Linked DNA regions of Mus musculus: regions 2 and 3 are each linked to region 1. A link is a loop called in an ENCODE intact Hi-C map of the cell type or tissue named here. Cell type or tissue: heart. All regions are shown on one strand. Links, peaks and the distances in the headings refer to the core of each region. The heading gives the core; the rest is flanking DNA.

The links. Peaks named below come from ENCODE experiments on the same cell type or tissue, not always from the same donor. Only the 100,000 strongest peaks of a DNase experiment are listed, where the experiment ranks them.
Region 2: a loop joins it to region 1, with 4 times the contacts of the local background. A loop is called at or near these places in 2 of 42 quality-filtered maps.
Region 3: it touches region 1 in a loop (4-fold over the local background); 3 of 42 quality-filtered maps call a loop at or near these places.

Annotation. Positions count from the first base shown.
Region 1 is chr4:34,609,229-34,616,963 of GRCm38, reverse strand. Orc3 (origin recognition complex, subunit 3) reads left to right here and starts at 2,022. Exons shown (of 20, transcript NM_015824.4): 1 at 2,022-2,099; 2 at 5,888-5,942. The coding sequence starts at 2,055. It overlaps Rars2 (arginyl-tRNA synthetase 2, mitochondrial), which reads right to left and starts at 2,007. Exons shown (of 20, transcript NM_181406.4): 1 at 1,938-2,007. The coding sequence starts at 1,973. In heart, for the core only: a CTCF peak has its summit at 2,041; a DNase peak (open chromatin) is centred at 2,033; H3K4me3 peaks cover 2,773 bases; H3K27ac peaks cover 2,481 bases.
Region 2 is chr4:34,774,415-34,782,149 of GRCm38, reverse strand. It overlaps Smim8 (small integral membrane protein 8), which reads left to right and starts at 3,784. Exons shown (of 3, transcript NM_001330757.1): 1 at 3,784-3,871. In heart, for the core only: a CTCF peak has its summit at 3,687; a DNase peak (open chromatin) is centred at 3,749; H3K4me3 peaks cover 1,251 bases; H3K27ac peaks cover 900 bases.
Region 3 is chr4:34,872,547-34,880,281 of GRCm38, reverse strand. The region is part of intron 1 of Zfp292 (zinc finger protein 292); the gene reads left to right. Among named protein-coding and RNA genes, the nearest start is that of Zfp292, 6.5 kb to the left of the region's middle. In heart, for the core only: no CTCF peak of the experiment used is centred there; no DNase peak of the experiment used is centred there.

The DNA.
Region 1 (7,735 bases), core at 1-5,000:
TGACTGACTAAAACTTCGACGACTGTGGAGAGTTATGGATAGTGCAGATCTGGGACCTAATTAATTTCATTAGTGTCTCCCACCTTTGGACCTAATATCATGCTACTACAAGCAAGAGTTAACATCCTGACAAACAGATAACCTTTTGGGGATGTACTAACAAAAAAACCCTAGTTTTCCACCAAGCAGAGGGGTCAGAGTGTTGTCAGAGAGCAGCCGGGGTCTACAGAAGAGTTACCCTCATCTTGCTGTAACCAGCCTCGCTGATGGTGCCATCAATCTATTTTTTAAATGCTTTGCTTTACTAATATCACTCTTTGTTCTGCTGCTCCACGAAACTGCATCCATACTGGAACTATGGAGATTGGGGAAACGTGAACCCATGTTGCTGGTCCAGTCAGTCAAAGTTGGCCGCAGCATCTGCTATCCTTTCTTCCCTCTGAGTGGAGAGCCGGAGATCCGTGTGGACAGTGGTTATGACAGGTGTTAATTTCCTGCCATGGTAAAACTAAAAGCTGGTCACATAAACACAAGAACAAAGAAAGCAGAGGCTAACTTAACTAATGGCTTACAGAGCCTGCCAAGAGCTTAAGAGCATTAACACCTGCAAGGTCTAAGGACAGACCTTGCCTTCTTGGGATAAAGGTCAGCAGAGAGTCGTGGTTAACAGCTAGAAAGGACGAGTAAAGATAGAGAAGGGTCTTTAAAGCATGGCCGCTTCCTTAATTGAGCAAGCTGTGCATAAAAGCCTGCGATCATCTCTTTGGTGAGCCAATGGGGCGTGCACAGCCAATGGAGAAAACCTGAGACACCGGCACCCTTCCCCACCCTCATCCAGCCACAGGCTCCCCAACTCTGGATTTCCCGTCCCTCATTCCGGAGGATAGGCCTGCCTTAATAAAAACAGTTTCACTCTGCCTCTGTCTTCTTTCTCTCTTGCATTTTGTCTTTCCCAGACAGTCAGTTGTTTTTTGCTTGTACCATGCAATGAACTCAGCTAACAGCAGAATTGCCATTACACCTGCAGCTCCCTGGCTAACCAACCTAGCTAAACGGGTAAACTCCAGGTTCGGGGAGAAAATCTGCCTTAGGGGAGAGGGGGGAAAGGTGGACAGTGACTGGAGGAAACACAGGCAACCTGTGGCCTGTCCTCATGAAGGAACATACAAACACAGACACACAGATAACACATTAAAGTCATCTCTGTAGGCTGGAGCTTAATTCCCACAGAACTACCTAAGAAGTATATGCACCATCTTTCAGAATTGTCTAAAACAACCCAGCCACAGCGGGCCTAAGTCTGTGCTAGCACTAGCAAACTCCAGGCAGGATAGGCTGCGCTAAACACGCGAGGAGTACAGGTCAAGTGTCTTTCTCCACCTTATTTGAGGCAGACTCTCACCGAACCAGAGGCTGGAGCCACCGGTTTCTGTTTCCACCTCTCAGAAGTGTGGTTTCAGACTTCCTTAGCTATGCAGGTTTTTCAACCTAGGTTCTGGAAATTCAAACGCAGGCACAGATGCTTGTATAGCAGGCACTTCACCCGCGGAGCCATCTCCGCAGCCCTTAGCATGCCTTTTAAATCATCTATTTTATCCAATGGTCTCCAAGTCCGGATTTAGAGCTTTTCCTCGGGAGAGCATCGCCTACAGGTTTAGTAAGCTACAAAATTTCTTATTCGAGATATATCCTACCAGGTTATTCATGAGAGCAAATAAAGGGCATAAACGAAGGAGGAACATTAATTTCTACAGGGTCTAATCATGGCCTCTGGACAGTCCGCCCAGGTTAAAGCATTAAGAACGGGAAATGAGAAGACAGTGAGCACTCAGGGCTCTCGAGGATCTTCCCACTCCGCAGCGCAAGGAGGAGGCAGGGTCGGCCTAGGCTGCACCCTCCGGCCCTGGCTCCCGCTGGCTCGCCGCTCTGGACTGTACCTGACAGGCGATCGACCTACGAAAGCCACACGCCATGCCTCCCTTTCCCGCACGCCCCGCCTCCGCGCCGGAAGTCGCCTCTGCTTCCGCCAGGGCGCGCGGAAGTGTGGAGTGCGCATGCACACGGGGCCGCGGACTATGGCCACCTCCTCCGTGTCTAAGGTACGTGGGGGTGGCGCTCGCCTCAGATTCGCGGTGCCTGTTTGGCAAGTCCGACGAGGTTTGATGGGCATCAGCTCTGGCTCCGCGGAGAACAGGACTCGGGCGGCTTTGCCCAGGTCCGGGTTCGAGGCAAGCTTTGCTCTGGGCAACTAGGCCATGGCGCCAAGGCTAGGAGAGCGGCTGCCCCCAGAATGTGCTGCGTCCTGCCGCTTCCCCCACTCTTCCCCCTCCATAAATTCACACTGTGCTTTAAGTTACCGAGATGCAGATGGAGGCAAAAATAGATTTCTGTTCCCAGAAATACTCATAAGCAGCTGATCTTGAATTGGCTCATTAGCAAGGAGAAAAGTTCTAAGAGAGGAGGGACGAACCAAGGTTTCTGGGAGACCGAGGAAATTCTTGGAGAAAGTGACAGTTTGGCTAAGGTCTGAAAAATAAGAATCTTGGCAAAATATAAAGCATTAGTTTGGGAGAGCAGAATAAGATGGTCTTTGCCTTAGAATGTAGAAATAAAAGAGCGTATTAAGTAAAAAGAGCAGTTTAACCCGTGAGTGGAGAGAGGAGCATTAGGAAAAACCAGAATAAAAATGTAATTCAGATGAGTGTTTTGAGGGGTTGTGGACTACTCGATGGCAAAGGAGTGCTAGTCAAATTGTAGTTTGTAAGAGGAGAAATCCTAGGCTTGTATTGCCCCCTAGGAGCCTGTGGCTACATCTGGAATTAAGATAACTTAAAATTAAGTTTACCATTAGCAACCATATTTCAAGAATATCAAACAGGGCAGCAGATGGAAAAGAAAGGTCTATTGGTCTGTGCTGCTATGCCTTGTAAAGTAAGACTTGACTCCTGTTCTAAGAACAGAAGGACACTCCTGAAGGAAGCTGAAATAACAGACTTCTGAAAGGTTTCGTAATTGGGGCTACAGGGGAACACTGAAGTGGGCTGTCTTCTTTTATAACAGGTCTGTTAGGGGTGATGTTAACATCAGAATCAGGCAGGCAGGCAAGCAGGCAGGCAGGCAGCAACACAGCAGAGCCAGTGAAGGGAACTCTGGCCCACGGGGCAGAGTGAGACCCCTTCAGTGTTTTTACGGGGTGAACCCGCTGGAGGACATTGAAATGCTCTCTGGTTTTGGCGCACAGCCCACTAGGTTGTTGCTGGAGGTAAGCAGCGAATGACTCCTCAGTTTGTGAAGTTTAGGTGATAGATATACACTTTTTCTAACTGGGCATTCCTGAGGGGAGATGGAGCAGGGAAGACAAGGATATAAAGGCAAGTCATTTTAGTCCAAGAAACGCAACTGCCGCTTAAAGAAATTGTCACAGTTCAACAGAAATGGAGACACTTTACACATGGTACGGTTCTGGCTGAGGGTTAAGACATTTGAGAAGTGTGTTAGTGATGAAAGGTAACGGTGCACCAGACATTTAATTTTGATTAAAATGGTCAATGACAAGCAGTACCCCCAAAGACTACATTTCAAAGAGAACAAACACTGTGGTTTAATTAATTTTTTGGAGGCATGTTCTCTCGATGTGCCTTTATCGGTTTGCAACTCTATATGTAGATCAGGCTGAACTTGAACTCTCCTGCCTTCCTGAGCCTGCCAAGTGCTAGGATTAAGGGTGTGCACCACCATACCCAGTTCCTAGTTAAAGACTTTTGTGGTTTTTTTAGCTTTATTCCTATTTTTATTTTTCCTTGGCTACAAAGTTCCAGATGTTTTGAGTGCCCTAACTCCTAATCCTGTTTGTTGCTTAAGACTTCATTGCGTTCTCTTTTCTGGTGGTGAATGTAACAATGTGGACTTTGTGCACACTACACAAAAGCTTTACCACAGCTGCTTCTCCAGCCCTTCCAGAGAAGGAGAATTTTTTTTTTTTTTCAAAAAGCCATCATTTCTATAAAACTTGGAGATGATAGTTTTTTCAGAAAAGCACTTTTCTTTTTGCCCTAATAGAAATATCTGTGTTGATAATCATGAAAGAAATATTATATAAATAAGAACCTTTAAGGACAATTTCCAGAATTCATGGAACTGCCAACGTTTTAATTTATTTTCCTCCTTAAACATATCAAGTATTGTTGGGGGTTTTTTTTGTCATATTTTTTGGCTGATGGTTAAGGTGGTTAGCCACATTACTGTTCATTAATGTTTGTTGCTTATATTCATATCCTTGTGCTAATATTTGTTATACTACTATCCATTCTATAACTGGCTGTAACGTGTATATGGAAAGAATGCAGTAATAAGCTTGTCATGCTACCATGCACTTGTTAGAAATACGTACAAGTAATTCATAGACCTTTACTAGTTGCAAATGTAAGACCATGAGGTACAGCTTAATTTGGAACATGTAACCCACGTGGCTACTTTATATTTTGCAAAGCTGTTTAACAGTAGTCTGAGATGATCTTTTTTTTTTGTCATATTTTACTTCTCGTAATATTTCATTTTCTTTTTTTTAAAGATTTATTTATTTATTATATGTAAGTACACTGTAGCTGTCTTCAGACACACCAGAAGAGGCCGTCAGATCTCATTACGGGTGGTTGTGAGCTACCATGTGGTTGCTGTGATTTGAACTCAGAACCTTTGGAAGAGCAGTCAGTGCTCTTATCCATTGAGCCATCTCGCCAGCCCAATCTTTCATTTTCTATATAAATAGAGGTCTTAAGAGACTGTCCATGAAATGTAACTTTCATTTTGGCAGAATACACTGCAGCTAAAAAATTAGGAGCTAAGTTTCAGTGGTCACAAATAATAATAGCAAACTTAATGTAGTTGGAAAATTACCAGGAAAATTACTTAGCAAGTATTTATTCATTCTGTGTACTGGTCACCTAATATATTTATTTATTAGTACATTATAAACATTGAGGAGGTGGTTATATATAAAATACATCTGTGCTGTAAGTGTGCTCACAAATTACCAGGAAGATAAAGCAAAGATGTTTGAGTCCTGAGATCTCAGGAGAAGCATTTCTGGCAAGAGAGTCCAGGAGGGTCTCCTGAGAAGACGAGGGCTTGGTTTATTTTGATTTGGTTTGGTTGTATAGCCAGGCTAGACACAAACTCATGTAAGGGATTTTCTGTCTCCACAGGTACTAAGATTGCAAGTGTCTAAACCATGCCTAGGTTTTCTAACTGTATAAAGCAGGCTAGCCTCAATCATAACAGTTCTCTTGTCTTGAGTGGATTACAGATGTGAGCGATGAGTTTTGAGCCAAACTGTAATGGATAAATGGAAAGGAGCTTATTAATTGAGAAAAGGTGTCAGATGAAACATCCTGGTTGTAGATACTTAGAGTTAATTAGGCAAAAAATCCTCTTGGAATGAGTGTTTTTAACTTAATCCATTTTAATGCACATCATTAATGTTTATGAAACTTGAACTTTAAAAAAAAAAAGGTCTATCTCTTACTTAGAATGGGTCCTAAAAAGTGTGAGAACTTATGATTGAGGAGGATGAAATTGATGAATTTTTCAAGACTATTCCACTTCTGTATTTCTATTCTTTCTTTTCTTTTTTTTAAAAAGATTTATTATTATACATACGTACACTGTAACTGTCTTCAGACGCACCAGAAGAGGGCATCAGATTTCATGGATGGTTGTGAGCCTGAGATTTGAACTCATGACCTTTGGAAGAGCTATATCTCCCACTCCAGTTCCCCTTTAAAGAACTTGCTTGTTGATAGAGTATGTGGGTAATTAAATCTGCCTGCTCTGTACCTAATTTGACTTTATGCTTTATTCCTCCTTCCCTCCCTTCTTTTTTAAACAGGGCTGCTTTGTGTTTAAACCAGACTTCAAAAAAAGAAAGGTCTTTGTGCCAATAGGTAAAGTATCCTAACATCCAATTTGTTTATTTTTCTTCCCCTAGATCTTTTTATTTCTTTTAAGATTTATTTATTTATTATATGTAAGTACACTGTAGCTGTCTTCAGACACCTCAGAAGAGGGCGTCAGATCTCATTACGGATGGTTGTGAGCAGCCATGTGGTTGCTGGAATTTGAACTCAGGACCTTTGGAAGAGCAGTCAGTGCTCTTAACTGCTGAGCCATCTCTCCAGCCCCCACCCCATCTTCTTAAACTTAAGTGATAATAAGTAACTTTCTTTAATGTTGGAGATGATTCAGTGTACCAGGAGTAGTTTAAAGAAAAGGTTATTCCTTCATTATATATGAAAGACACATACCATACAATGACATCTGAAACCACAATATAACAATATAGCAATATAATTATAACAAATAAATTTGGTAGTATATTAAAGCAATTATTATGTGCTGAACTGTTCTAAGCACTTTAGTTTGTTTAATCTCAGCTAACTGTGGGGAGTGTAGTATTATTTCCATTAATATATATGAGAATTCCTGACAATAGAAAGACTTCTCTCAGTCTTACAGTGCTGTAAACATCAGAGTGAGGATTTGAACCCATCCGCTGTGACTTTGACCCGTGCTCTAACCGTTGCTGTATGATACACTCTTTTAATGTGAGGCAAATGTTTACATAGAACTTTATATTGGGTTGCAGTGATAACATAAAGTTTATTTACAGTTTGTAATATCAACATGTCATGTGTACAGTATAATTTGAACATTGTTTTAGAACTGTTAATTTTTCTTTCATTGTGCTGGCTTAAGATTAATGTTTTATTCCAGACAAAAGTGTTTAGGAATTGACTGATTGAAAGAAATGGCATGAGGGAAATAAATCCCACTTTTTAGCAGTTACCTTCACCTTTAATATTTGAAGCAGTTTGATTGGAGAAGGGGTATGGTTTATGTTTTGCCCACCATATATCCCTGACTTGAAGATATGTAGATATATCCCTAAGCAAACACTGGTAAATTCTCCCACCTGATAGTGTATTATGGAAGACTGCACACGTAACAACACAGTTGGTAGAACTTGGTAAAAAATTGAGAAGAGAGCCTGGCAGCTGTGTGGCAGGGCTGAACATACACACTGACATAGAAGCTGAGCTGAGGGGGAAGCCTGGATAGCAGTGTCCATCTGCAGCTCTTCTCGCTGTTGCTCACTGTGACCTGACTTCAAGGACCGAGAGAAGTGATGCCCATAGGCTGGTGTCCTGCTGGTGCCTTCCCAGCTTCGAGGATCATCTTCACTGTGTACTTTGGCTGTGGCAACTCAACATGTGAACTCATGCCTTAGTTTGCTACTGAACATTTTATCACCATCCTACCCACCAATAGAATACAGTGACTTTTTTCTGTTTAAGGCAAACTTTTGCTTTATCTTTTACAATCTCTCTTTTTTTTTTTTTGCATCTTAATATAATAACTTTGCCATCTTGATATTTTAATGGCAAAACTAAGACACTTGTGAAAACTAAGTCAGCTCTTATAAGGAGGAACATGTATTCTAGATTACCAACAAAAGGCGTAGCACTTCCAATAGGATGCCGGAGTGAAAGTTCTGTCTTATAAAAAGAAGCAAACATTGGAGTGAAATACTGATTGGCAGAAAGTAGGAAATGGTGAGGAACATAAGATGTGAGTGAAGGAACAAGGTACTACTGTTTTAAAGTATGCTTTTAAAATAAATACATCTAGTTATGTAGGACCTGTGCTGTCTTCAAACTTTGAGTACTTTTGCTGAATG
Region 2 (7,735 bases), core at 889-5,888, 160 kb before region 1:
ACTTCCTTCTGGAAGAAACTGTGGAGAATTCAATCTCCATGGATGAGGTACAGAGCGGTCCTTGTTGCTTGAGGGGTAGTGGTAAAAGATTTGTCAGTCTAAAATGAAACCAAACTGAGCCTCTTCCAGAGGGCACAGCTCTCTGGGGTTCTGTTTGATTGTGAGGTATTACCTCTCTCGATTGTAATCTCTTCACTGTGAATTTTTAGCAACTGCTGTTACTAACAAGAAAAGCACATTGCTTATCACCAGGTTATTTTATTTAACTCCGCACTTTCACAGCTTGGCTGTGAGTAAAAACATTTACTCTATAAATAGCCTTGCCTTTAACACTGTCTGTCTTAGTCCAACATCCATGTTACTTAAGGGAAGCGTCCAAGTTTTCAAATGAAAGGAGGAAGAGGAGAAGAGGTGGGGGAGATGGGGTGCAGAAGATCAAGGGCGAAGGTGATGTGTTTGAACTTGAGACTTTCCAGAGGGTTTGTGGCTGGTGGTGGGTGGGTGTTTCTTTTTTAGAGGCATCATTGAACACTTTTCAGAATGCTGTTATACTTCATCAAACATTGTGTGGCTCAGCGGCTCAGTTTCTTGTTTAACGCCCTAAAATGATAGAGTTTAAAGCAAGTAAATGGAGATTCTAATCTTCCCAAAAGCTCCTGTTCTTTTTTCGAGTCTCAGGAAATACCTTCTCAGAACAAATGCCATCGCATTACAATAAAACTGCCCAGTCAACCGTCTTTGCAATGATGTTAGAAGTATGTTTCAGGTTCCAGAAATCACCACTGCAACTGAAGTGCCTGGACCAGGCAAACTTTATTCTTCATTGAGAGGAGAGGTGCACTTGCTTTTTATCAGAACCCAGGTGAGTCTTTCCCCAACTAATGGGGTCCAACCTCATAATCTCTTTCAACTGTGTAGTCTGAAAAGAATTGGCACATGGGAAATAAAGAAGTCTCAAAACATTTGCATAAAAGTCTTAAAAGGTTGGGGGAGATAAAAGATTTTACTTCTTTGTCCTGAGTCCTAAACACAAGTTTTATAGTATTTGATAAAAACAGTTCATATTTTGTATTTCTTTCAATGATCACACATCATAAAGATTTGTGATTAGATCTTTCTTATTTAACCCCAGCCATGAGAAACTGTTGCTTGATCTGTTTTACTGAAAGCTTTTATAGTGTTAAAAGTTGGAATTCTCGGGCTGGTGAGATGGCTCAGTGGGTAAGAGCACCCGACTGCTCTTCCAAAGGTCTGGAGTTCAAATCCCAGCAACCACATGGTGGCTCACAACCATCCGTAACGAGATCTGACGCCCTCTTCTGGTGTGTCTGAAGACAGCTACAGTGTACTTACATATAATAAATAAATAAATCTTTAAAAAAAAAATAAAATAAAAAAAAAAGTTGGAATTCTCAGTTATTTTTAAAAGACTGTAAAACCATTAACCAAAGGTCATATAAAGAGAATTGACAATTTGTTATAAGTGCTAGAACAGAAAATGAAATATTGACTGAGTTTATCTATACAAAGCTTCACTAATAACTTAAGTTATGGTTTTTAACTCTCCATGAACCTGTGTAGCTGTGGCAGGTGACGAATGTTTAGCCAGATAATTACTACTAATGGATATGCATGTAAACATTCTCTGTTGTAAACTTATTCGATTTATGGTTTGAATTTTGTGTAAACTTGTGCTGAACTTTTTACCATGGGATCATGTATTCTGAAAGATGTAAATAAGTGCTGAGGATAAAGAGAAGGGAGCAGTTCTCCTTGTCTCACTTCTCTTAGCAATTCTCTTTGTCCCACTTTTTTACATCCTGCCTTTTTCCTAGATCCCTTACCCACCTACCCCCCTTTTTACAAGCCTGTTTCCCCCTTTTTCTCAGAAAGCTTTCATCGGAAACTTTTTACAACTTAGAAATAAATGCTCAAATCACTTTCCAAAGTGTCCCTTTTTTCTTCCTGTGACTTCAACTAGCAGGATGAAAGTTAAAGCTGTGCAGTTCCTGCTGGAGATAGAACAAAGGCCACTTTACTTAATCTCCTCCTGTTTTAGGATGAGGTGCAAAACAGTTGCTCACCTCAGAAGATCTCAGAAGGCAGGTTAGCTACTGAAGCACAGTGACTTATAATTGAGATAGGAAAACGTATTATTATTATATAGTAACCCTAAGTGCCTTCTAAGACCAAATCTTATCACTGCTAATGCTCAAGGAGAGCCAGAACATGAAAGAAGATCTTCCAGGGCTGGCCCTGGGCAGGTTCACAATTGTCTTTAACTCTAGTTCAGGAATTCCATGCCCTCTTCTGCCTCCAAAGGCATCAGATAGAAAACTCACGCATAGACATATATAAACAACATATATATATATATATATATGATACTACCCGAAATAAATCACAAGGACTGTTAATCCCACAAGGCAAGAATAAGACTACTATCACAATTTTTGAGCTAAGCAGGCTTTATTAAATACTGGCCAGGACAAGGGACACTGCCCAAGGCCATATCCAGGAATCCCAGAGTAACAAATTACATTAGTCAGAAGCGTATACAATCAAAACTGACAAGGCTATATACATCCCACTTTTATGTAATCAGGGGCAAGTATACATCCTGACATATTTCCTGCCTACACCTCCCACCTATGTGTGCACATCCTGTGCAGCTGAGACAACCAGCCTTGTTTACAGAAGTGAAAACAAGTGGCTTGTTGTCTTACAGGAGCAACAGCTCCCAGCATTCCAAGAAGCTATCTGTTCTTGCCAAGAGGGGCTTACAGTTTAGAGACATTTCTGTTTTATGCCTAAAGCACACAATAATTTAAACTTAAAATATACCTTTAGCCTTCACAGGACAACTCAGGAGTCAGGATGGGAGGCCATAGAAAAGAGAGAGTAGGATTGGTTTTGAAAATTACCACAAACAATGTTCACATTTGTCAACTGATAATCCATTAATTATATCATATACTTTGGCTTGATGTCCTCGTAAAATAAGGCTAGGACTTATATTACTTAAAAAAAAAAAACCCGTGTTTGAGAAAATACTGATAATGTATGATTTTTGAAATTAAATATAAGCGAACTATTAATATCTATGTGAAAAACAAAATCGTCAGTGCTATCAGAGATCCCGTGAGAAGTCTCTTTAACCCCTGGAGATCTAATTTGGGAAACTCTGATTAGTAATCTCTGATCAATTTGAATGTGTTTTTTTTTTTTTTTTTTTACACAAGTGATGGTAGATGATCCCTGTCTCAGAACGGCTAGACTGACCACAGTCCCGGTTCTAAAGACTCGAACCCTTCACCACCACATGTAAAACTTCTAATTCCAGTCCCTTTTCTCTTAAAGCTCTTCTGCCACACCACTGCTCAACTAAAAGCACCCTATAAAGCCCCAGACTCCTTTTTGGCGATACTGCACTTCCTTCTCTTGGAGGCAGCTGGATTCTAGCCTGAATCTTTCCATTTCCATTAAGTGCCATTAGGTCCCATTTCCAATTCTGGATATCTCTTTATATAAATATACATGAAACCCACGAAACGAAAGCTTATTTGAATGTGAGAGGCTGAAAGTCAAAGGCCCCAAGAAATCAAACCAGACTGCTCATCTGGGTTCCAAAGCCAAGGGCTCCTGCAGTTCCAATGCCAGGGCTCGGCCCGGACCCCTGCTCTACGGCCTCCGGAGCATAGATGGCGCTGTGGTGCGGCTCTTAGAGCCCCGGCGGGAACGCGCACTGGTTGGGCGCGCACCGGGCGAACCGGAAGGAAAGTCCAGCAGCGGGCGTTCGCACGGGACGCCGGAAGTCTCTGAGCCTGGCGGCGTCCGAGCTGAAGCTTCCCCGGCTTCCCAATTGCCCAAGGTCAGGCTCCGCCAGCCCTCGAAGGGGAGGGTTGTGGTTTGCAGAAGATGCTAGGGTAGGTTGCCGGGAAGCCTGCCCGCCGACCACACAAGTTTTCACACTTGTTTATGAAGATTTATACTGAGCTCCGTAGGAGCCTGGGTATCTGACCGCGGTCTGAAAAGCTTTACAGCCTTCAGGTCCTTGCCACAGTGACACTCTTTCCCCAATCCATGAGTGGGGTAAATTACGAGGTGGAAAGTGGGTTTTGTGTGTGGTGTTTTTCTTTTTTCACTTTAAAGTTATATTTTACAGTAAAAACGATAGAGTTTATTTTTTAAAATCTAAGCGATCTCATTTCCCCACTGTGAGACAGGGGGCTGGCTGTCTTGGAACTCGTTCTGTAGACAAAGCTGGCCTGGAGCTCAGAGAGATCCGCCTGCCTCTGCCTCTCTAGTGCTGGGCTTATCTTAGGGTCCTGCGTCTGGTAGTACTTTATAAATGCAAAACACTTTCCTCAAAAATCAGTTTTGGAAAAAGATGCTGATGGAATAGGAGTCCACTACAATGGGAAGAATTGGATTATCCTACCCTAGTAGTGAAAAGGCATCGAAGGTAGGAAGGTTGCACACTATCTGTAGGATGACCGCTATTTTGTTAACATCTTTCCTTTTAAGAATGTTAACAATGTTAAATACACATCTGTAATATTGCAGTGTATAATATCATTCCTTTTATTAAGGTGGAATCAGAGTTGTCACTTACTCAAAAAAAAAAAAAAAAATTCCTTTAGAAGCACCAGAGTTGAGATTAAGCTTACTTAGTTCCCTCAAGCTATAAAGCCCTGATTCTTTCTCAAAGTTTCTCATATTAATCTAAACTATTGAAGGTGTCCTACTCCGGACTTTTACTTTCTTAAGCACTAAAAGAGTATAGTATGTGAAACATAATAACAAGAGTATCTATACTATCGTTGAATGTTTGGTCCATTTGAGGCAGTTCTCTATATATTTGAAAATAGAGTGCTTTTCCTAAACCAGTTCTCATTGTTTATATCTTCATACTTCCCCATACAATATAATATAGGTAGCTATGCCAATCTTGTTCTAGTGAATTTGGTGTGTACAGACACGGATAGTTCATTCGTTCACATGCACACATGTGCAGTATGTGTGTAGAAGCCAGAGGTCAGCCTGATGATGTTCCTCAAGGGCCACGTACCTTGTTTTCTGAGACAGAGTTTCTCACTGGGACCTGGGACTTACTGATCCCAAAGGGCTGACTGGTCAGAGAGCCCCAGAGATGAGCCTGCCTCCCCCACCCCAGCACTGGGAGTTTTATGGACATACCACAGCCTGGGTTTTATATGATGCTGGGGATTGATGCAGGCCCTCAGCACTGCTAATTAGTAACAATATATCGTCTGACAGTTATCAAGTGTTTATATAATGAGCTTCAGTGTTTTCTCCCTCATTGCCCACGAGTCCACCAGTCCAACCTCTTCTTCCCAACAGGCCCCTCTTTCCTCCCTCCCCCCTAACCTCCCTGTGTGCATAAAGTTATCTACCAGAGCAAGAACAGTTTATCAATGGGTATACCACTGAGGGAGATGGCACGTTCTCACTAGTTAACTGCTAATAGTTCCTCAGGGAGGAGTGGGGTCTGGTGCTTATTTTGTGTGAATAAGTATTTGTCTGTGTGTGTATATATATGCACCATGTGCGTGTCTGGTACCCATGGAGGCCAGGAGAGAGCATTGGACCCCTGGAACTAGAATTGCAGGCAGTTGTAGCCACCATGTGGGCTCTGGGAACTGTCCCTAGTCTTCTACAAGGGAAACAAGTATTTTTAACTGCTAGGCTGTCTCTTTAGCCTAACTAGTAAGTTTTCAAGTGTTGCTTCTCAAATATATTGTGGATCATCCCTCTAAATATTAATTTTGGTACAGTAGAGGAGGAAACACATACACACATTAAAAGATGGCTAGCCCTGACTTTGTTTGGACTTCTATATTGTGTCATGATTTCATAGACCTGCTCTTTTGTCTTGAGGTATACCCTTTCCCCGCACAAGGAAGAAAGGCAGAGCAAAATAAAAAACATCCTATTATAGAGCAACATATGACATAAGTGTAGCTTATCATTTTAAACAAGTATGAGAAATTCTGTTCGTGGCATGCCCGCTCATGTTCTTGATCATTAGTAGATAAGAAAGAAGTGTGATGGGAAAGGAAGACAGAAATACAGGCGCTTGGACAGATCGTACAGCTGACAGGGAGAGATAGCTCAGCGGTTAAGAGTACTGACTGCTCTTCCAGAGGTCCTGAGTTCAAATGCCAGCAACCAGATGGTGGCTCACAACCATCCGGAATGAGGTCTGATGCCCTCTTCTGGTCTGAAGACAGCTACAGTGTACTTACATATAATAATAAAATAAATCTTGAGGCCAGAGCGAGCAGGGTTGGAGCCAGCAGGGATCCTGAGTTCAATTCTCAGCAACCATATGATGGCTCACAACCATCTGTACAGCTACAGTGTACTCATATACATAAAATAAATAAATCTTAAAAAAATATTTTGCAAACAGATGCACATGGGTTAATCACCAAATTATTTAAGAGTAGTGCAAAGACAGTGTCCCATCATCCCCACTGTAGTGTGTAGCCTTTAACACAAGAAAGGTACAACTAGAGGTTGGCTAACTGTATGCAAATGAATAAGAGCAAGCTACCTCAGTGACAGATGGCAACAACAAAAGGGCAGAAGCTGAAGAGAGCGAAGGGAATATTTAGGATGTTCAAATGGAAGCTCACCTGAAGGTATCATTTCATTCAAGTGGTAGTGTCAGGATAAGTTATTGCTGTGCCTTGAACTTGTGGTTAGTTCTGCAGCTTTTCAGAATGGAACTTAGGTTTAGTTCTAGACTCCTTGAAAAGAGCCAGTGAACTTCTCCTTCTAGATTACAAGTTCACTCGTTGCAGTTGCAGTTTGTTTTCTCACACAGTACTTACTGGTAATTTAGATGTGAAGAAAGAACCAAGACTACATTCTTCCTACACATGCAAAGTTCTGTGGAGCAAAGAGACAGACAAGGACTTTCTCTTATATGAAAAGCTTTTGTTCTTTCTTTCTAAGATTTATTTCATTATTTATTATATATTAAATATTTATTTTATGTATGTGTGTATTTATTTTATATATTATTTTATACATTGTTGCTGTCTTCAGACACACCAGAAGAGGGCATCGGATCTCATTACAACTATGTGGTTGCTGGGAATTGAATTCAAGACCTCTGGAAGAGCAGTCAGTGCTCTTAAACTCTCCTCTTTGATCTTTTGTTGTTGTTGTTGTTTTGTTTTGTTTTTGTTTTTAATAGCAAGCTTCAAATCAAAGTTTAATTCACACAATAAAAATTCACTTTTCAAACCAGGTAGGGGAAAACTCAAATTTTAGAGGAGGAAAAAAAATGAGCGCTTATACAACCATTCACATGGTTGCTGAGATCCAGTGGTCAATAAAGTCATCTGTATAGGAAATGGTAGAAAGCAGGGATGGTTCCTGTGAGAGCTTCAAGCTTCATCTACAGGAAGACAGCACTCAGTGGGAGTATTTGAATAGGTTCTGCCCTCAGTTGCTGACCATCACTGGTGTCCCAAATTAAGGATCTAAAGTGGTGGCTCTCACCCGTCCTAGTGCAGTTCCTCATGTTGTGGTGACCCTCCGCCATACAATTATTTTTGTTACTACTTCATAACTGTAACTTTGCTACTGTTGTGAATCATAATATAAATATCAGTGCTTTCTAATGGTCTCAACAACCTCTGTGAAAGAGTTGTTTAACCCCAAGGGATTATGACCACAGGTTGAGACTGGCTATAGGGAA
Region 3 (7,735 bases), core at 889-5,888, 260 kb before region 1:
TAAACGTTTGGCAGTCACTGGACTTGAGCTAATATTCTGTCAGCATTGAGGCTCAGTTTTAAAGTCCTCAATTTTGTGCTTATTTAAAGATTGCTCTGTTATATTTACACTTATTTGTGTCTGTGTGTATCTCTGTGCATGTGCCACAGCATGCAGAGGTGAGAGGGAAGCTTGCAGGAGTTAGTTCTTGTCTTAGTCAGGGTTTCTATTCCTGCACAAACATCATGACCAAGAAGCAAGTTGGGGAGGAAAGGGTTTATTCAGCTTACACTTCCACATTGCTGTTCATCACCAAGGAAGTTAGGACTGGAACTCAAGCAGGTGAGGAAGCAGAGGCCATGGAGGAATGTTACTTACTGGCTTGCTTCCCCTGTCCAGCTTAGCTTGCTTTCTTACAGAACCTAAGACTACCAGCCCAGGCTGGGCAGTGGTGGCACACACCTTTAATCCCAGCACTTGGGAGGCAGAGACAGATGGATTTCTGAGTTTGAGGCTAGCCTGGTCTACAGAGTGAGTTCCAGGACAGCCAGGGCTACACAGAGAAACCCTGTCTGGAAAAACCAAGAAAGGGGAAAAAAAAAGACTACCAGCCCAGGGATGGTACCACCCACAGTGGCCTAGGCCCTTCCTGCTTGATCACTAATTGAGAAAATGCCTTACAGCTGGATCTCATGGAGGCATTTCCTTAAGGGAGGCTCCTTTCTCTGTGATAACTCCAGCTTGTGTTGAGTTGACACACAAAACCAGCCAGTACAATTGACCTCTCGACTTGGCACAAACACATCACTATTAAGCTTCAACTCTTACTTTCTTATTCATCCCCAGATCTAAATAACTTTAAAAGTCCCACAGTCTTTACAAATCTTTACATATTAAAATTTCCATCCCTTTAAAATATCAATTCTCTTTTTAAAATCAAAGTCATTTTACAATTCAAAGTCTCTTAACTGTGGGCTCCACTAAAATACTTTCTTCCTTCAGGAGGGAAAAATATCAGGGTACAGTCACAATCAAAAGCAAAATCAAATTCTAACTCCAATGTCTGGGATCCACTCAGGATCTTCTGAGGGCTGTGGTCACTTCTCTACCTCTGCAGTCTGTAGCACTCTAAGCTAGGGTGGATCCACTCCACAGACGTTACTGTTCTTGGTGATCATCCCATGGTACTGGCATCTCCAATACATTGGGGTCTTCTGCTGCAACTAGGCCTCACTAACAGCCACTTATAGGCTCTCTTCATGGTGCCAAGCCTCAACTCTTTTTGTATGGCCTTTTCAGTCTTGGGCCATCAATTGCAACTGAGGCTGCACCTTCCCCAATGGCCTTCCATGACCTCTCACAGTGCTGAGCCTCAGCTGCTCTTCAGGACCCCTTCATGCCTTCAAAATCTGTACCACCTGGGTGACTCTTACACATTACCAAGTCCCGCTGCAGCAGGAGTACAACCTTGGCTATCTCTGGAACACAGCCTCTGTGCTTTCAGGAAACACTTGCCAGAAGATTTCATCTCAGTGATGCTGGTCTCTTCTTAATAATCACTGCTAATTTCTTAGCTCCAGCTAACCAACATCAATGAGTAACACAAAGGTTTCATTTTAGTAGTTTTGGTATTTTGTTAATCACAGCTGATTCTTCATTCTTAGCTAACCAAAACCACAGAATCTTTACAATCCAAACAGCAACAGCCCTGATAAGAGTCTGTAAGCATCACTCTGAAATTTCATAAAACAGGCCTCCACCTTCAGCACTGTTCTCAACATTATCTTCCAAGCTCCTACAGAACATCCCACAGAGCTCTTAACATCCCAATGGCTCTTCTGGCTCAAAGTTCCAAAGTCTTTCCACAGTCCCCCCCAAAACATGGTCAGGTTGTCATAGGAATACCTCATGCTGGTACTAATTTGTCCATCATGACCAAGAAGCAAATTGGGGAGGAAAGGGTTTATTCAGCTTACACTTCCACATTGCTGTTCATCACCAAAGGAAGTCAGGACTGGAACTCAAGCAGGGCAGGAAGCGGGAGCTGATGCAGAGGCCATGGAGGGATGTTACTTACTGGCTTGCTTCCCCTGCCTTGCTCAGTTTGCTTTCTTATAGAACCAAGACTACCAGCCAAGGGATGGCACCACCCATAATGGGCTAGGCCCTCCCCTCTTGATCACCAATTGAGAAAATGCCCCACAGCTGGCTCTCTTGGAGGACATTTCATTTCCTTTCTCTCTGATAACTCCAGCTGTGTCAAGTTGACACACAAAACCAGCCAGCACTGTTCTACCTTGCGGATCCCATGAATCAAACTCAGGCCTTTACTGACTGAACTATCTTCCTAGCCCGAGTTTTATTTATATATTATTTTAAAATACTTTTTTTTTTTTGGTTTGTTTTTTTCGAGACAGGGTTTCTGTGTAGCCCTGGCTCACTTTGTAGACCAGGCTGGCCTCGAACTCAGAAATCTACCTGCCTCTGCCTCCCGAGTGCTGGATTAAAGGCGTGTGCCACCACTGCCCGGCTTTAAAAATACTTTTAAAGGTTTCTTTTTATTTTATGTATGTGGTAATCTGCCTGCATTTACATCTGCATCATGTGTACAGCGTCCTCAGAAGCCTGAAAGAGTGTCAATCCTTTGAACCTCTTGGATGGCTCTTCAGCCACCATGGCCAGCAGAACAACAAGCAGAGGAAGCAAGAGGTTGTATGGTTCAGCAGTTCTAAATAGTGGGTGTTGGTTTGAACTTCAGGACTGGCCTCTAGTTGTTTATTTTAGACATACTTAAGCACAGCAAAGTTTGGCAAAAGGTTTCCTGGTGGTACTTGATTCAATCCCATGTGCACAATGAAGTTTAAGACTGCATCTAAAGCCGGGCAGTGGTGGCGCACGCCTTTAATCCCAGCACTCAGGAGGCAGAGGCAGGCGGATTTCTGAGTTCGAGGCCAGCCAGGGCTATACAGAGAAATCCTATCTCGAAAAACCAAAAAAAACAAAACAAAACAAAAAAAACAAACAACTGCATCTAAACTCTTTGTACTTAGGAAACCTTTCATAAAGATAGGTGGTATAAATTGACAGACTCTCAGTAAGAGGCGTGGTCACCAGGCTATTACCCACTTCCACTGGAAGCCTTCAGGTCAGAGAAGAGGGTTATGAATTGCTTCCTTTATGGAACAACCCTGTGGGTTTGACATTCCTGGTTCCTTAGTGCTTGTCTGTGATCATAAGGTCCTCCTTGCTTTCCATAGGACCTGGAGCTACAGGCAGCAAGGTGCTGGGAACCTACCTCAACCAACATGTGCTTATGCACTGAACCCATCTCTCCAGCCCTACCTACCTTTAGTATTATTATATGTCTCTGCGTGTGTATATAAATGCAGTGGAGGTCTGAGTATTGCTTTCCAGATTGGACTGTTCTTCCACAGTGGGGTCCAGGATCAGTTTCAGATTGTCAGGTTTGTGTGACAAGCATCTTTACTTGTAGAGCCATTCCTACAGCTCTGTGTTTGAAGGTTAAGCCAGGTGCCTACATTCTGGAATCTGAGGCAGAAAAAGATTGCTGAGTTCTAGGCCAGCCTGGGGAACCTGTCTCTGAATAACACCACCACCAAAAACCCCAGTAACACTAAACCAATTACCATTTTTCTCTTCCCTCCTCCCCTTTTTAAACAAAGCAAAGCAAAACAAAACTCAGTCTCAGAGTGACACAGGCTGCCTTGGTCTTCCTGCCTCAGCCTAAGTGCTGCAATTATAGTTAAGCATAGACCATCGTGGGTGGGCTCCATTGTTTTCCTTCCTTCCTGTCTTCTCTCAAGGTACATATCTTTTGGATACTATGTTACTGTTGTGCTTATATAATGAATCGGGGTAATTGACATCTCTATCATCTCAATACATCAATAATTTCTTTTTTTTTTTTTTTAAAGATTTATTTATTATTATATGTAAGTACACTGTAGCTGCTTCAGACACACCAGAAGAGGGAGTCAGATCTTGTTACGGATGGTTATGAGCCACCATGTGGTTGCTGGGATTTGAACTCTGGACCTTTGGAAGAGCAGTCGGGTGCTCTTACCCACTGAGCCATCTCACCAGCCCCGTCAATAATTTCTTTATAGTGAAGTCATTCTATATCCCTGATTCTAGCTAGCTATTTTGAAAAACACATTACACTATTCTTTTTTTTTTTCTTTCTTTCTTTCTTTCTTTCTTTCTTCTTTCTTCTTTCTTTTTTTTTTTTTTTTTTTGTTTTTTTCGAGACAGGGTTTCTCTGTGTAGCCCTGGCTGTCCTGGAACTCACTTTGTAGACTAGGCTGGCCTCGAACTCAGAAATCTGCCTGCCTCTGCCTCCTGAGTGCTGGATTCAAAGGTGTGCGCCACCACATTATACTATTCTTATTACTCTAGTGTGTAATAGGGCATCCTATTCTTTTTTTTTTTTTTTTTTTTTTCAAGACAGGGTTTCTCTGTGTAGCCCTGGCTGTCCTGGAACTCACTCTGTAGACCAGGCTGGCCTCGAACTCAGAAATCCTCCTGTCTCTGCCTCCTGAGTGCTGGGATCAAAGGTGTGCGCCACCACGCCCAGCGGGCATCCTATTCTTAATTGTAGCTTTGTACTATTAAGTTCTGTTTGTCTGCTCTTTCTGAAGTCTCTGGTTGCACAGTTTTGGTTCTGTTTATGGCTGAGCGTACTTGTTTTGTGTTTCTGTGTTGGGTCATTTAACTAAACTTCATGTCTTCCAGTTTAGTCCGTGTTTTTGTAGGTGACAGACAGTATTTCACTCTTTGATTGACGAACAGAATTCCATGGTGCATGGTGCTCACATTGACGAGCACTTGGTTACTTTCCTACCTTGCTTGTTTTGAAGTCTTCACTGATCCGACGTGGACGGCGTCTCTTCCACTTACTGATTTCATTTCCTTTGAATGAGGACCCAGCAGTGAGGTTTTTGGCTATTATGGGGTATTTGTTTTTAATTTTATCTTTTTGGTAATAGCCATGGACTGGGGTGAGGTGCTTCCATGGTGCTATTCTTACTTATTTATTTTTCATGTGAACCCAGGCAGGACCTTACAGAAGCTAAGTAACCATTCCCAATCAGCTAGCCTCGTTTCCAGCCTTCTCGTTGTGGGTTTAATTGGTTAGTGGAGCTTAGGACTTTTAAAATGTGTGTGTGTGTGTGTGTGTGTGTGTGTGTCTTCATCCATTCTTCTGAGAACATTCTATTAGGTTTTTTGATAATTAATGAGTTAGATTTTTTTTTTGAATTTTTTGTTTGTTTGGATTGCTTATATTCTGGATATAAACCCCTTGTTAGAAGTACAGTTTGTAAAACCCCTTTTTCTTCCATTCAGAAGGTTCTCTTTATCTTGTTTCTTTCTGCAGAGGTCTGCAGAGGCTTTCAGCTGGATGTAACACCAGCTACCTATTTTTGCTTTTAGGGTTATGTCCAAAAAGCCCTTACCCAGTCTTTTTTCTTGTAGTAGTCTTATAGTTTATGCTGAAGTCTTTAATCTGTTTTGAGTTGTTTTATATATAGCGAGAGAAAGCATTTCAGCTTGATTTTTCTCTTTATGGATGTTGGCTTTTCCCAGTTCCCTAACTGAAGGCAGTATTCAAACGTAACTTCTTTTCTTGGCACCTTGTGGAACATTAGTTAGCTGTAGATGTGTGAGCTAAAAATGAATTTGTTTAAATTTTGAATTTTTACCTCAGTAAGAGTTGGGCTGGAGAATACAGTGAACATACCAAACTAGAAATTGCTTATAAGGATAGCAATTTCTAATTGACACTGAAGGCCCTGGCCTCTGTGTCATCCTTCTTTCCTGCTATGCAAGTGAAGAGAAAACATAGCTTCAAGTTCCCCTTTTGGGAGAAGTGCCAAGTAGTAGAACATGGTGCAAGAGAACCTGTTGTAGATCTTTAATTGTCCTGTTATTTGAAAGTTAGTGTAAATGTATTTTTATGTAGCTGTAACATTTAATTGTATCACAGAGTTTCTTAACGTCTGCTTACAGTGCCATCACAAGACTCCTCAGGGACAGCCTCTTCCATTGTTTCAGAATAGTTTCTCTAGTTACTAATGTAAAACCTGGCTGGCTCCATGGGACATTTTGAATGGTTTTACTCTGCTGAGGTAGTACTGACTGTACTTTCATTGACTACTTACTATTGTGGGTGACCACGATTCCTGGTTCAAGTACCTTACAGTCTCTAGAAGACAGAAAGGTAATTTTGAATGTGATTTGTATTTTTTATTTCTAAGATGAATACAGTATAACGGAAAGTTATTTGTTTAGGAATTTAAATAGAAACATTCCAGCAGGGTTCTTAAAGGCACTTTAAGATAATTATTCATTAAAAAAGAAGCCGATTTAATAGTTGAAGAATGGCTTGCTTGGGTATAATGTTTGTTAACAATGTACACTGGGCTGGTTGACTGGTTGATTGTGACTTTTTCAAGATTTTATCTGTTTTTACACATTTTACTTGTTTTGACTGTGCTGGGAATTGAACCCTAGGAGTTGATGTTAGCTAGGCACGTGATTTACCACTGAGCTACACCCCCCCAACCTACTAGGCTCTGTTTTAAAGGTTACATTAGAGTTTTTAAACTGTGTCATTCACACACACACACACACACACACACACTCTCATCCTTCTAATAATGACTTGGTTTGTGATAGTGCCATTTAGTCTTTTTTTTTTTTTTTTTCTTTTTTTCTTTTCTTTTTTGGTTTTTCGAGACAGGGTTTCTCTGTATAGCCCTGGCTGTCCTGGAACTCACTTTGTAGACCAGGCTGGCCTCGAACTCAGAAATCTGCCTGCCTCTGCCTCCCAAGTGCTGGGATCAAAGGCGTGCCACCACCGCCTGGTACCATTTAGTCTTAAAAGCTTGGGCTCTGAATTCCTGAAGTAGCTGGAGGAGTCCTGTCCTTGGATATTTGTTCTCTTCCCAGAAAAGGGCTGTGCTGTTGAGGAACAGTGAGTGGGAGGAGTTTTTACATTTAGATAACTAAGTCACAGCAGCATAGCCAGCTAGAAACTGGTTTGGGTAAAAGCGCTTGAATTTAAATGTAGTTTATACTGAGCATCAGAGTTAACAGACCTCCTACTTTTTTAGCACAGTTGCAAGCAGTTCCTTAACAGCTGTTTACAGCTGTCTGCCACTGGGTCTCAGCCACTTGACTATGCTAAGTGTGAAACAGCTCTACAGCCTGGAGACCTAGCAGGGGTCCAATGAAAATTACATAGTAAATTAAAAAAAAAGATCTGGGGCCTGGAGTGGTGGCACTCACTGAGGAGGCTGAGCAGTGGCATGATTGCTGTAACTTTGAGGCCAGCCTGGGCTGCATGGTAAGACATCCCCCCTCCCCATCTGACATAATTGAAATTCTGAACTTTTCTTTTTCCTTTCTTCTTTTGAAATAGTCTCACTCTGTAGCTCTTGTCTGGCTAGAACTTGCTGTGTCGACCAGGTTGACCTCAGCCTCACAGATATCTCCTGCCTATGCCTCTCAACCACTGGTTTAAATTCTGAACTTGGCTGTTCTGGAACTCAGTCTTTAGATGAACTCTGACACACCTCCGACCCCTGCCTCCAAGTACTGGGATGAAAGGAGAAGGAAGCATTTAAGCCAGGCGTTGTGGCTTGTGCCTGTGATCCCAGCACTCCCGAGTAGAGGGATGAAGGAGAGCTAGCCAGGTTTACAAGCAGATGGGGCAGGAGAGGGAGCCATTGAATGC